Regions from separate parts of the Homo sapiens genome. Here region 1 is linked to region 2. Evidence: chromatin loops called from intact Hi-C (ENCODE). Cell type or tissue: mammary epithelial cell. All regions are shown on one strand. Each heading gives the region's core, and the rest is flanking DNA. Links, peaks and the distances in the headings are about the cores only.

Region 1 (7,857 bases), core at 1,364-5,363, 63 kb after region 2:
CTCTTCTTGAGGAGTATCTTTGTGGTGTTCTCTGTATTTCCCAAATCTGAATGTTGGCCTGTCTTGCTAGGTTGGAAAGTTCTGGTTAATATCCTGAAGTGTGTTTTCCAGCTTGGTTCCATTCTCCCCATCACTTTCAGGTACACCAATCAAACATAGGTTTGGTCTTTTCACATAGTCCCATATTTCTTGGAGGACTTGTTCATTCCTTTGCATTCTTTTTTCTCTAATCTTGTCTTCGTGCTTTATTTCATTAAGTTGATCTTCAATCTCTGATATCTTTTCTTCCATTTGATCGATTTGGCTATTGATACTTGTGTATGCTTCACGAAGTTCTCATGCTGTGTTTTTCAGCTCCATCAGGTCATTTATGTTCTTCTCTAAACTGCTTATTCTAGTTAGCAATTGGTCTAACCTTTTTTCAAGATTCTTAGCTTCCTTGTGTTGTGTTAGAACATGCTCCTTTAGCTTGAAGGAGTTTGTTATTACCCACCTTCTGAAGCCTACTTCTATCAATTCATCAAACTCATTCTCCATCCAGTTTTGTTCCCTTGCTGGTAAGGAATTGTGATCCTTTGGAGGAGAAGAGGCATTCTGGATTTTGGAATTTTCAGCCTTTTGCACTGGTTTTTCCTCATCTTCGTGGATTTATCTACCTTTGATCTTTGATGTTGGTGACCTTCCGATGGGGTTTCTGTGGATGTCCTTTTTGTTGATGTTGATGCTATTCCTTTCTGTTTGTTAGTTTTCTTTCTAACAGTCAGGCCCCTCTGCTGCAGGTCTGCTGGAGTTTGCTGGTGGCCCACTCCAGACCCTGTTTGCCTGTGTTAACACCAGCAGAGGCTGCAGAACAGCAAAGATTGCTGCCTGTTCATTACTGTGGAAGCTTCATCCCAGAGGGGCACCCGCCAGATGCCAGCCAGAGCTCTCCTGTATAAGGAGTCTATCAACCCCTGCTGGGAGGTGTCTACCAGTCAGGAGGCATGGTGGTCAGGGACCCACTTGAGGAGGCAGTCTGTCCCTTAGAAGAGCTCAAGCACTGTGCTGAGAGATCCACTGCTCTCTTCAGAACCAGCAGGCAGGAACGTTTAAGTCTGCTGATGTTGTGCCCACAGCCACCCCTTCCCCCAGGTGCTTTGTCCCAGGGAGATGGAAGTTTTATCTATAAGCCCGATTAGGGCTGCTGCCTTTCTTTCAGAGATGCCCTGCCCAGAGAGGAGGAATCTAGAGAGGCAGTCTGGCTACAGTGGCTTTGTGGTGCTGCGGTGGGCTCCATCCAGTTCAAATTTCTCCATGGCTTTGTTTACACTGTGAGGGGAAAACCACCTACTCAAGCCTCAGTAATGGTGGACGCCCCTCCCCTCAACAAGCTCAAGCATCCCAGGTCAACTTCAGACTGCTGTGCTGACAGTGAGAATTTCAAGCCAGTAGATCTTAGCTTGCTGGGCTCCACGGGGCTGGGATCCACTGAGCTAGACCACTTGGCTCCCTGGCTTCAACCCCCTTTCCAGGGGAGTGAACGGTTCTGTCTTGCTGGCATTCCAGGTGCCACTGGGGTATTAAAAATACTCCTGCAGCTAGCTGGGTGTCTGCCCAAATGGCCGCCCAGTTTTGTGCTGGAAACCCAGGGCCCTGGTGGTGTAGGCACCTAAGGGAACCTCCTGGACTGTGGGTTGTGAAGACCATGGGAAAAGCATAGTATCTGGGCCAGATAGCTCAGTCCCTCATGGCAGGGTCCCTCATGGCTTCCCTTGGCTAGGGGAGGGAGTTCCCTGACCCCTTGCGCTTCCGGGGTGAGGCAATGCCCCACCCTGCTTTGGCTTGCCCTCCGTGGGCTTCCCCCACTATCTAACCAGTACCAGTGAGATGAACCAGGTACCTCAGTTGGAAATGCAGAAATCACCCACCTTCTGCATTGATCTCACTGGGAGCTACAGATCGGAGCTGTTCCTATTCTGATAAAAACATTCTAAAGTAAAAGTTTATAGAGAAAAATTATGAGAATACATAATTTTTATACATTTTTAAATCCATTATTTCCTGGTATTAACCAAAAAATAATTTGAAAAATGTAAATCTGATTATGTAAATCATAATCCCGGCTCATAATCTTTCAGTGCCTTACTCTGCCTTAGTGATCTGACACCAATTCTCTTAGATACACTAGCCTTCAAAGACCTCTCTGAGCTGATGGTGTTTGCAGCATTTCTTCCTTCTCTCTTCTCACATTCTGATCTGATACCCCCAAGCTGTCCAGCCTCTGAACCTTTGTTCAGGCTGTTACTTCTTCCCAGAACTAGATTAAGGAAAGAGCCAGATGGCAAATACCCCAGCAATGCTTAAAGCTGTAATGAAATGGAACAAACTGTGTTTACTAGGACTCCCTTCAGATACAGGACTGTAGGTGTTAGGAAGGAATAATTTAATAAAGACACTTAGGGATGGGGAATATTGGCAGGGGTAAGTGTGAATAACCACAGATGGTAGGTAGCTACACTGCCTTCCAAGGAGAGTAGGTCCAGGTAACTGCAGGGCTTTTCTCCTGCTAAGTAGGGTATACAAGCTTGAGGCCAGGTCTGAATGACTTCAAGCAATAAAGAAGAGGCTTCTGTTGGGCTTCTCTCTCTCTGCTAAACAAATGCTGAGCAAATGGATTTGATGGCAAAGGCCATCAGTCTGAAGGAACACCAAATCACAAACTGGTCAGAGCACTTACAGCTCTGCCCTGTTTCTTCTGCAATGCTCTCAATTATCTCCTCCTCCAGGGCCTTCTACCACACACCACCATCTGAACATCTCCCTTCTCTGAACTCCTTTAGCTCTTAGTTGATACAGCACTTCTCATTCCACTCTGCCTTAAGACTATCTGAGGATGTGCCTTATCTCCTTCAGTAGATGAAAAACTTCTAGAGGACAAGATTTATTTTTAATTGTACCTCATATACTAGTCAATGTATATTAAATAAATGAATGACTGAATTAATTGGAGAACAAGTAAACTATCTCAGTGCTAAACCAAGAAGACAGAGATTAATGAGTAATAAGAAAAGGTCCTTCAGATACATTACAAAAGGCAACTTACTTGGACCAGTTTGACATAGGGCGGAGTGAGTAAAGGACAGAGGCTTACTGAAGATTCTACCTTGGCCTGGCCATAAACCTAGAGAAATAAAACCCTGAAGTGTCTAGGGCCCTGCTCAGAGCACATTTCAGTGTCATTATCTGTCTGACAGCTGGCTCTAAGCAGTCCTATATCGTTCATGAAAAAATGTCATTGAAATGTGAATAATTTGAAGCTCCTTTGGCATTCCCTAAGTAATTTCACCTAGACAAGCAGCTCTCCCCAGCCTGATGTCACATTGAGTTCTTTGGTTGGAGGTAGGAGTTGAACAAATGCTCAGACCCGCATGCTATATATAGGAGAAGACTGCCTCACACATTCTAATAACAATAACCATCCCTGAACTATTTAGCCATTGCCTGCCATATTTCACACTCCTATTTCCTGACTCATTTGCAAGAGTCAGGCCTCTGCTGTGAATCACCCTCCACTGCTAGCTCAATCCATTATTCCAGAATTAACCTTCAGACTCAGCAGAAAATCCCAAATCCCAGAGTAAGTAATCCCTTACACAGGTAAATTGGACCATCTCCCCTTCAATCCTCTGGGGACACATCTCCCCTGGGATGCTGTTCCCAACCAAGTGCCTGGCCAGCTCCTCACACAGTCTTTCCACAATGACTTCACTGCTCTCTCCAGTCATCACTGCCAAGGCACAAGTTTTTCACTTCCTACACAGTTTCTTTGGTGGGAATTTCACTTGTACAGGATCTGGCTGTCCACATAGACCAGAATTTTCTTAACCCTAGTCAGGTGGTCTTTTTTCCCCCTCCACATCAGAGATCCACAAATAGCATCTTCTTATAAGAATGAACTGCTTATGTATTGTATCATTCATTTTTTACTTTGTAAGGTTCTCACTAAAAGCTCTACTTTAAAAGTAATTCAAAAATGGCAAAAATAAGAATACAACTCAAAGAAGATGCTTCAGTATACATTAGGTTACATGCTGCCCCTTAGTACAATTTAAACATTTTAAGTCCATTTTGTCTGTGACTAATTGACCATTCTAACTTTCACAGTGCTGGTGAAAAATATCCAAATGGATCCTGTTAAACTAGACAGTCAGTATTTCTCAGAAGTCAGTATTTTCAGCTCTTCTAAGTGAAGATTCTGCTACAAAAAATCTTCCTTTTCCAAATACCAGAAGTCAGCCTATTAGGGACCTAATTATGTACTGAGATTTATAGGGGCTCTAAAGAAATCCGTCATCCCTGTGACTCCTCCCCACACAACAGGCTGCCATGGGACCTGAAGCTGCTGGAAACAACAGCTTTACCCCTTTGAGTAAAGGCCATGAGTTTTCTGGCCATCTCCCCAGTGGACAGTTTAATGTCTCTTCCCACATGCTAGACCCAGCAAGTAAAGTGAAGCATGCTGCCTCTTAAGTCATTTCATCCTCTTTTGGACAATTCTAGTTTCTTTTAAAAAGATTCCTTAATATATAATAGTAAAACCAACGTCCAATATCTACCATTTAGAATTTACAACTTTGGCATTTTGTCATTTTATTCATTTTTATAAAAGAAAATAAATGTTATAGATTAAGTTGAAGTCTATTCTCATTAGTTTAGGCCCATCTTCCCCACAGGAATTTGGTGTGATTACTTCAAGGCTATTTCTTAAACTTTTCTATATTTAATTTGAATAATATGAATTTGCTTATATTCAACTATTTTTTGACCTAAGGAATCTAATTTTGGCCAGGCATGATGGCTCATGCCTGTAAGCCCAACATTTGAGAGGCTGAAGCAGGAGGATCACTTAAGGCCAGGAGTTCAAGACCAGCCTGGGCAACATGACAAGACCTTGTCTTCTACTAAAAAAAAAGTTTTTCTAATTAGCCAGGTGTGGTGGTGCACGCCTGTGGCCCCACCTACTCAAGAGGCTGAGATGGGAGGATCGCTTGAGCCTGAGAGGTTAAGGGTGCAGTGAACCATGATCCCACCACTGCACTGCAGCCTAGGTGAAGGAGCAAGACCCTGTCACACACACAAAATAAATTTATGTGGTTCAACCGAACATGTATCAATATATTCTTCAAGTGTTGGCTTTTAAAATATATATAAATTATATCGTACAATACCTATCACTCTGCAATTTTCTGTTTTTACTCAATGTTATGGTTTTAAGGTCTATATATACATTTTGAGAGCAAGTACATTCACAGCTATATGGGACCTATTATATCAAGGTGCCACTTTGTATTGATCCATTATGCAGGGCTTGGTTTGCTTGTTTTGCAATTACAAAAAAAAAAAAAAGGTTAACAGTGTATATTCTTGCCAATTTGTCTTCAAAGCATATGAGTCAGTTAAAAAAAAAAGATCGCCAATGGGCTCTTACCAATGATCATACCACTCAGACTTCACCAACATTAAGTGAGAGTTCTTACTTTTACCTACTCTCACCAAACTTAACACTATCAGATTTTTTAAATATTTTGCCAATGTGAGGGGCAAAAAATTGTTTCTGTCTGGGTTGTTTAAATTTCACTTTTCTGATTACTAGCGTGATTGAGACAGCTCTAGTTTTCAGATAGTACTTCCTTACCTGTGAGCCACAATCTGCAACTTCCACCCATTGATTTCCTATATCAGCAGTTCTCAACCTTTTGTCTTCAGGGAGCCTTTAAAATCTTTACAAATTATTGGGTACCCCAAAGAGCTTTTGTGTATGTGAGTTTTCTCTGTTAATGTGCACTGTATTCAAAATTTTAATTGAGAATTAAACATTTAATTAATGTAAAATGTAATAAATCATTAACATACTTTAAATTAAAATAACCATATTTTTCAAAACAAAAAATTTAATGAGAAGAGTGACATTATTTTGCATCTTTGCAAACTGCCTTAATGTCTGACTTAGTAATAAAAGACAGCTGGAATCTCATACCTGTTTCTGCACTCAATCTGTTGTGGTATATTGAGTGAAATAGGTGAAGAAAATTCAACCTCATACAGATACATTCTTGGAAAAGGAATGAGAATTTTAATAGCCTTTGCAGATAACTGTGGAAATTCTTTGGTACTAGGCAGAACTCAACAAGTGGTAGTGTCTTAAAGGTTAGCTGCAATATGGAATCTGAAACCATATCAAAGAACATTTTACCTTCTGTTACATTAAAATTCACTGGCCTATCTTACACTTTAAATAGATCTTTGGCCCACGAATGATTCTCGGACTGCATACATTGGTCATTTAAAAAATATTAATTCACTGGGGTATCAGATTTTCTAAATACTGATACATTTTACACAATATCAAAAAATCATGTTTGTAATATCGTCATCAATCTAGAAAAGTTTTTAAGGATTGGGAAGCTGGCAAGCTCATGGTGACAGATACAAGTTTTCCAAAATTCTAATCTCCACTTGAAAGCTTGAATTTTATCACTGGTAACAAATGCTCAGTTTTTCCTTAGAGTGACAGGCTCATTTTGTTGTTAATTTTAAAGAAATGTCTACCAAATACCCAAGTCTGCATAACCATAGTCTGTCAGTCATGCATTCAACTTAAAATGCCATCCTATGAAAAAAGCAGCTAGTTCAGCTTGCAATTCAAATAACTGCACACTTGCTTTTCCTCAAAACAATTATATTTGGATAGGCAGCAGAATTACTTTATGCATTCTTCCCATTTTGCCACACAGAATAATAAAGAGATGTGTATTCAAGGTTTGAAATTTCATAAAATTAATAATTCCTACAGCTTCATCAGGGATTCTCAAGAGAAACTGATCATTTATTATATATGGAGGTGAATAATACAACAACAACTAGTACAGTTTGGTGTCACTGCTTTGTTTTCTGCTTTGTTTGTTGCCAGAAGTTTTACCACCACTGCTTTTGCACCATGAGTGCAAATGTCAACACAATAAATAGGCAAATAAAATTGTAATATTATCATGAAAATAGTCTTGACCTCACAGACCCCCAGGAAGAATTCCAGGATGCCCAGTCATCCACAGATCACTTTTTTGAGAATCACCACCTTACTTGCTAGTTTTCAATTATTGCCTCTTAGCTCAAAATTCACCCTTCATTGCCTGCTCTGTGAATAGAGTTGAGCCTTATAAATATATTTCCTTTGCCACCTAGAACGATGTCAAGCTTTGTCAGCAGCAGGTGCTGGAATGACACTGCAGGAAGAAGGGGCCTTCCTCCCTATTTCTGAATCTGGCATGCATGGCTTCTCTAGTGCCCAGATCCTACAGCACATACACCTTCTCCAGCATCTGGCTCCTGTAGTGCATAGAAGCTAGTACCAGTCAGTGACCAGCCATTTCTCCTGGCATCTCCCTTTGGGTAGTTTCACAGCAAAGAGCCTCCAGCAATATACCTTCCTGTGAAAAGCTTTCCCTGGCATCCTAGTGGGTGGAATTCTAACAAGTTCTAGAGAACACAGTTTCAGCAAGTTCCACCAGCACTGCATTACAATTAATTCCCCACTACCCAGGGAACCACGGTCATGCCCTCCAACAAGGTCTGTATCACAGCTGTGGGCAGTCAGGGGGCTCTTCCTTGGGTGCTCTAGCTCAGCCCTAGGGATAGGGCTGCTCTTTTATACCTGCTCTTTCCATACTCTCTCTCTCTTTTTAACTTTTATTTTAGGTTCACAGGTACATATGCAGGTTTCTTTCTTATACAGGTAAACTTGTGTCATGGTGGTTTGTTGTACAGATTATTCCATCATCCAAATACTAAGCCTAGGTCCCAAAGTTATTTTTTCTGATC
Region 2 (7,857 bases), core at 1,534-5,533:
ATAGACTCTGTTTCAGTTACCACATCAGCACTTGCATTTTGCACCTGATCAAGTAACACAGTATGCTCTCACCCAGTAACACCAGTCACTTCTGTCTTCTCTCCTTTTACATTCAGTAATGTTCTCCATCATGCATTCATGCTTCAATTATGTGGATGGCCATAAATAGCTGAGGCTTTGGCCCATGCTCATCACTTCTATTTCATCAGTTTGTTTCCTTTGAACAAGACGAACCTTTGCATGTTGTTCTAAATGCTAGCCCACAAGGTCCCAGTGTTTTCTACGACAGTGGATTTTAACTCCTACTGTTAAAACTCCAGGTTAGCTTTATTTATTACTTATAATCTGTATACAACCTGAGATCATAAATATAGTTCTCAAACATCTTCCCTGTTATTTTCTTCAGTAAATTACTGGGCACCGCCCGCATCACTGTTCTTTCTGTGCCATACCAGCAGTCTCTCATCATATCTACTTTATAGGCCTTTTTTCTCCTCCCCCTCAAATTTCAGTTTGAAGCTTTCTTAATTAGGTTGGTGAGTCTCTTGCTTTCTTTCCTTTTTCTTTACTCTTCCCAGTGTTTTTGGTGCACACGTTGCCTCTTGTCATTTTGCTTTCATGAGCCATATTTGAGAAAACTCAAGCTTTGACTATCTCTGGAGCTAGAGAGTTCCGTTTTCAAGTTTTCTTTTCTCTTTCAAAATTACGATTACTAACTTAGAAGGAGAATTGAAACTGGCATCTGTGTCCAGGAGTTCTTGAGATTCCTAACCCCAATTTTGTTGTTGTTGTTTTTGTTGTTGTTGAGATGGAGTTTCACTCTTGTTTCCCAGGCTGGAGTGCAGTGGCACGATCTTGGCTCACTCCAACCTCTGCCTCCCAGGTTCAAGTGATTATCCTGCCTCAGCCTCCCTAGTAGCTAGGACTACAGGCACCTGCCACCATGCCCGGCTAATTTTTGTAGTTTTGGTAGAGACAGGGTTTCACCATGTTGGCCAGGCTGGTCTCAAACTCCTGATCTCAGGTGATCCACCTGCCTTGGACTCCCAAAGTGCTGGGATAACAGGCGTGAGCCACCGTGCCTGGCCTCCAAACCCCAATTTTTATAGGAAAGGGAGAATCTTTTGGATGGAAAAGTACAAGAAGGACCACTGGTAGATCCTACCAGCAGAAAGATAGTGGGTTTCTAGAGTCTCTCAGCCTCTGTCCTATGTGTCCTATAGACATATATCCTAGATACCTGAGAAGGAAGAATGATAATCATAAAAATACTGGACACTTATTGAAGACCCACCATGTGCCAAACAATTTTAAATACTTCCACTCATTAACTTGTTCAACGCAAGTGATGGAAAATGGTGAAGTTGTCTGTTAACCACTGAAGGCCCTCCGTGTAGCATGCCCCATATCTCTTTTGGACCAGTAATGGGAGTGCTAAAACCTGCTACTTATCATCATTCCTCTCCATTATTCTGTGAAGCATAGCACACTAGTCCTTAGAGAGCAAATCCAGCTTCCCCTCACAGTAGTAAATTAGCTCCTCCTCAGAACTCTAGGGATATAGGGTTTCATCTCCTTCATCTTTCTTCTCCATGTCACATTCTTCTAATCATCAACACCTTGCCTGCTTTTAATTTCCTCTTATATCCTCCAATATTTTTTCCTTATTCTGTCTTTCTTGGATCAAACTTCCTGCTCATCTGGAAGGGTTTCTTCAGCCCTTTCAAGATGCCAGGTTCCAGAGCAGTTTTCTCCATGTCCTTTGATCTTACACCCAAGCAGGAGATCAACCATAGTACAGGAACGACCATCCCCAAAACCCACACAGTGAAAGTTGACATAATTTCTCATGCCCAAGGATGAAGATCTCATTCTTTTAGTTTGATCCTCTGGGATAAGCTATACAGACATTAAGACACAGCTAGAAGGCAAGAAGGCAGGCAGGCAGGCAGGCAGGCAGGCAGGCAGGCAGGCAGGCAGTAAGGAAGCAAGGAAGGAAGGAAGGAAAGGAGGAAGTGGGGAGGGGAGAAAAAACATTGAAGACATAAAAATTTCATTTCTTTGTTTTTTTCTTTTTTTGGAAACAAGGTCTTGCTCTGTCACCAAGCCTGAAATGCAGTAGTGTAATCAAGGCTCATTTCAGCCTCAACCTCCTGTGCTCAAGTGATCCTCCAACCTCAGCCTCCCAAGTAACTGGGATCATAGGCATATACCACTGTGACCAGATAATTTTTTTCATTTTAAAATTGGTCGTACAGATGGGGTCTCACTATGTTACCCAGGCTGGTCTCAAACTCCTGAGCTCAAGTGATCCTCCTGCCTCAGCCTCCCAAAGTATTGGGAATACAGGTGTGAGCCACCACACCCAGCCTAAAAATCACATTTCTTCTATTTCTACAAGAGAAATGTGTAAATTTGGTGCACCACCCCAAAAAATCAGTTCTCCAGATCCATGCATACTTCATTGCCACTTTCTCAGACCACTCTTCAGTTATTTAATTGTTACTGATTACTTCCTTTAAGATTTGCAATCATAGGACACATCTACAGATGAAGATGTTCTGGAAGCTCTATTGAGTCTTCCTGCCATTCCCATCCTTAAGGGTAGCTAGAAGGAGGAAGGAAGAGTCCACTTCTGTGCTTCTGAGAGGGGAAATAGCAGGTGGCATGGGGGCTCCTGCTCCTATACTACCTAGGTGATTCTCCATTGTCCTTTTCATGGTGGAGGAGGGCCATGTTCAATAAACAATTCATTCAACAAACGTTTGTTACAACCCTATTCCATGCTAGACGGTACCTAGGCACTGGGTATATGAATGAGTATCACAGGCAAGTAAAAGGTTTAAAGAATTTAGCTGAAGAATACTACTAAAAATATGCAATTTTTTAAACTTTGAAGAACCTATTATAGAGCCTAAAACATTGTAGCTCCTCAATGAGTATTTGTTAAGTGAATGAATGAATGAACAAATGAATTTCTATTGTAACTAGTGGGGAATGGCTTTCTTCAGCCTCTGGGCAAATACTGCCTACTTGATAATAACAGTGACGTTACTCTACGAGGGCTAAGCTGACTCACACTGATGTGTTTCTACATGCGTGTTGTGTTTGCAAGTCTTCATCTCTGTCAGTGAAACATCTTTTCAAAGAACATTAACATTTTCCTATTTCAACCTGTACCACACTGACATAGTTCAGGCCCTGATCTATACTCTATCCATATCTGAGTATGTCATTTCCTCATTAGTCTGTCCTGCATCCCACCATCACCATCACACCAGCCCCATAACATTAAGGGTAGAGTCCAAAGGTTAGCAAGACTTAAAGGGTCTATTGTGAGGGGGCTGCTGAGTATCCCTCAAATCTCATTTCTTGCCTCCTCACAATCATACTATACTTCCTATCAATTATTAGTTCTTAGAGACAATTAAAAATGCTCTCATTTCTTTGTGTCTTTGCACAGGCTGTTTCCTTTTTTTCCTGGATAACACCCACTGGTCTTTGAGGATTCAACTCAGGCGTCCTCCCACTCAGGAAGCTTTTCTAGAAAAACCCAGACTGACTTGGATGCCTCTTCTAAGGCTCCCAAAGCATTCTGCCGCTGAAATTGTCAGCTTTTAAAAATATATATCTCACCAATTACACCAGCTGCTCGAGGGCAGGAACTGTACCTTAATCTCTGTTGTACCTCTAATATCCATCCTAGGGTCTGGAACAGTGTGTGTGTGTGTGTGTGTGTGTGTGTGTGTCTGTGTGTGTGTGTGTCTGTGTGTATGTGTGTATGTAGCCACAAACATATATAGAATAGAGAAAGACAAAGAAAACAAAAAGCACCTGGCTCCGGAATCTTTGCCTCTCAGAGGTAGCTGGCAAGCAGACAGGAAATGGCCAATGTTGACTGAGTTCTCTCTCTCTCTCTAAAGACTGGAAATAAGCCAAAGGAACAGAATATTCTAGCACTTAGAGGAACATTGCAGTCTAAGAAAGAAAAAAAATCCGGCATTTTAAAAAGGCATAAACCTTTGGAGAGTCACAGAGATAGAGAGGTACAAATTAACAGCTTGCAAATTGCATTATTATTATTATGTTACTGGGATTTTAGGAGATACTTGATGATGCAATCTTTTGGCATTATTTCTATGTTTGGGGAATATGGATCTGTAGGAAATACAGACTATCAGTGGAGTCTACCTGCAGCATTATTAAGAGATAAATATTTCAGAGCCTCTGGCACCCTCTGGCTACATCCTTTCTCCTCACCTAGCAGGTTCGTCTGGGGCAACAGGTCACATGTAACCAGAGTTCCTGCCCTGGTCACCCCATAGTCAAGTGGTGCTTCACTGATGAAGTGCCACCATCATCCTGATCCCCTGACCCTCTCTGTGCATAAGGCAACTTGTATGTTCAGGCTCACTCCTCATGGACCCTGCTCTTTAAAGGGAAAGGGAACATTCATTGAACACTTTCCATGTGACGTTCTCATCCGACTTGCAGTTTCAGAAAAATATGGCCATTTTATAATGGTCAAATTTAGTCTCTGGAAGATGAATAAACTGCCCATGATCACAAGGTTAGTAAATGGTAAAGCCAGATTCAAATCCCAGACAGCCTAATTCTAAGGACTGAGTTCCTTCTGTTACAATGAGCTAGTCATGCTGAGGTAGACTTAAAGTGTCTCTTTCCCCAGTTAAAAATGTATACTTTAACTGGGACCTTTGGTTCCTTACCCCAAAAATGTGCCCACCAAGGCCACACCAGGTATCATAGCAAAATTGGCAGATGGGAGGATACTGGCCATGAGTGTCTCACAGCTCCCCTTCAGATTACATCTGTCTGGGTACCGTGGACTCTTGAGAATTGTTCTAACAATCACTGTACCAAGGTATTTTTTTTTAATTGCTCAGCATGTACAATCTAAAGCAAAATTATATGGAAGTTCATAGTGAAGTAAAATAAAACACCTCATCTATCCACAAAACTGCCTTTGTATTTATAATTTCATCAGGAAGGGCAAACTTATAGAAAGATAATGGCACCATTTATTCTCAAAAGCAGGTTTATACCTGTAACTACATATGAGTTAAGGTTAAACACTGTAATCTCTTTTCATGCATTTTTAAAATTTTAATTTGTGTTTGAAATATTTAGATGGCTTCTTTGTACCCATGAATAAATAATCCTATATATGCTTTTTTGGCCCACTTAGCAGAGAATGACTGATCTATATTTTAATCCTTTCTCATAGAATCACTGAAATCACAGTTACCTAGGTTCTCAGGAGAGAAAATGTGGACTCTGCTTTTTGCATTCGCTTTTTCTCTTCTCTCCTGACTCTGGACCTAGGAAGCAATAAAGGAGTGATCCTTCTGGAAGGGGAAGGGAACTTGGCACTGTGGAAGCTCTGGAAGTATCCAGAAGGATGATGTCATGTAACAGAAAGGCTGCTTCTGGGTCTCCTGTCTGCAATAGTCAGTTGCCACAAGGGGATTATCATGGAACATCCAAAGAAATATTACATACCTGCTTCCCCTAGGACTAGGTTCTAAACTGCCATAAAATTGCTTCCAGGATGCGTCTGTGGGAACCATGCTGAGGGCTTGGGTGGCTCATTATGATGGAGGCCTCAGAATGAACGTGAAACAACAGTGAGATATGGAGAAAGGTATTAATTTGAGACCCACCATTAGCAATAAAATTGTTGAGAAAAACAGTCAGAGTTCAGTGTTGGAGCCAGGTTTATTCTTGCACATGATTAGCTTAGTTAAACCACATCAGATGCCCTGAAGCCCGCCCCCGCCACTCTCACCACCTCACCTGAAACACAGAGTTTTGAGAATTAACAGCAATGAAAAAAATCACCTCATGAACATATTAAAGGGATTTTTGTTTTTTTCTAAGATTCTCTAAATGCTTTGACAAAATAAATCTAAAAAAATGTACATAAACTGTACATTCAGGGAACCTGGATATATCAGAAGTATTCATGGTCATAGGCCTTACGATGTTCACCATTTTCACTTTTTGGATTGAGATTCTAGAGTCTGGCACACAAGAAGTGATTTGGGGGGTGGGAGGCACATTGCTGGCACTAGGGATATATTAGCCCATTTTCACACTACTGATAAAGACATATCTGAGAATGGGTAATTTATAAAGGAAAAGAGGTTTAAGGGACTCACAGTTCCACGTGGCTGAGGAGGCCTCACAATCATGGCAGAAGGCAGAAGGCACTTGTTACGTGGCAGCGACAAGAGAGAATGAAAGAGCCAAGCAAAAAGCAAAACCCCTTATAAAATTGTCATATCTCATAAGACTCATTCACTACCTCAAGAACAGTATGGAGGAAATCACCCCCATTATTCAATTATCTCCACAAGTCCCTCCCACAACACGTGGGAATTATGGGAGCTACAATTCAAGATGAGATGACCAATTCTCCACTAAATACTTTTTATCAAAGAAAAAAAAACTATATTAAAGCACTTAAGTCTAATGGTATTAAAGAACACTTTAAGAAAACAATACATGACTAGAAAAACATACAAGGAAATACACTAGAACAGATTATTACTTTTCGCACTAATACTTGTCTGTTAAATAGAAAGCAACAGAAACGTATATAGAGATACGTAAGTGGCTTTAGTAGAGACCTGTGACCAAGAAAACAAAAAGTTAGACAAGGTCCTGAGGGAGTGTGTTCCACATAAGTGGGAATTATAATTAAAATTAACAATATGCTTGACAACATTGGTCTCAGGCTAATAATAGCTGGTATGTAAATAAAATAAATGTTATGGAAGCACACTGGCTTTGATAAAAATATATTTCATCTGCTATTTCTCTTTATCTTCACAAAAAAATCTCTCATGTGATATGCTAGGCAAAATACTATCTTTCAATTTTACAAATAAGAGTTATGAGGGACTGGAGGAAAAATTCAGAATGTATAATATTGTTACAGTAAGAATGCCTGCAGGATATCACACAGACAGTTATTATAGGACCTGGGACAAGATTCCAGGGCTCCTAATTCTCATTCCCTACTCCTTCCACCAGCCCAGTCCAGCTGCTCACACTTCTGTAGCTCAGCACCATCACAGGGCCCTGGGGACACATCAGTGAGATGAGACTGAATCGTGTTAAAGTAATGTTTGTGTGTAGAGACACTTGCACACTAAAATTGGATTTGACATGAAGCAGGGAGGGAATAATTGAAAGATGGATGAAGAATCATGATTAAATAAAATTCCTACAGGCCAGGACATGGACCAAGTTGAAAACACACTCCCTCTTAAAAGGGGTTCACCCACCTTGGATAGCTCAGATACTCCAGCTAGTGATCTGTAGTCATTCTTTCACATATGCTTTTCTTCAAAAATAGGTATTAAGTGGTTATTCTGTGACAGGTAGGTATTTGTGCTAGGTCCTAGAATTACAATGGTGCATGAGTGAGCTATTGCTCCATAACGAGCCATTTTAAAACTTGGGGACTTAAAACAATAAGCATTTATTACTGATCTGAAGTCCACAGGTCATCTGGGTCAGTCTCTGATCTGAGCCAGCCTCACTCACTCATGTGTCCACTGGCAGTTTGAATGGGAACCTAATTCACATGTCTGGCAGTTGGCTGAATGTTGGCTAGAGCAATAGGATGACTAGACCATATACCTTTTGTTCTCCAACAAACAGTTGCAGGGGACCAGGGGAGCAAGTGGAAGCATGCAATGCTTCTTAAGGTCTAGTATCAGAAGTTGCACACTGTCATTTCCACTGAATTATTTAGCTGAAGCAAAGACAATTCAAGCTCAGAAATAAGAGATGAGATAATAGAATCCACATCTTCACAAAGAAAGCTGA

Evidence for each region. A loop is a pair of places that touch in the nucleus more often than their neighbours do. Peaks named below come from ENCODE experiments on the same cell type or tissue, not always from the same donor. Only the 100,000 strongest peaks of a DNase experiment are listed, where the experiment ranks them.
Region 1: a loop joins it to region 2, with 10 times the contacts of the local background. A loop is called at or near these places in 1 of 110 quality-filtered maps.

The regions. Positions count from the first base shown.
Region 1 is chr2:147,584,947-147,592,803 of GRCh38, forward strand. No RefSeq gene overlaps it. Among named protein-coding and RNA genes, the nearest start is that of ACVR2A, 260 kb to the right of the region's middle. In mammary epithelial cell, for the core only: no CTCF peak of the experiment used is centred there; a DNase peak (open chromatin) is centred at 3,495.
Region 2 is chr2:147,522,020-147,529,876 of GRCh38, forward strand. No RefSeq gene overlaps it. Among named protein-coding and RNA genes, the nearest start is that of ACVR2A, 320 kb to the right of the region's middle. In mammary epithelial cell, for the core only: no CTCF peak of the experiment used is centred there; a DNase peak (open chromatin) is centred at 3,072.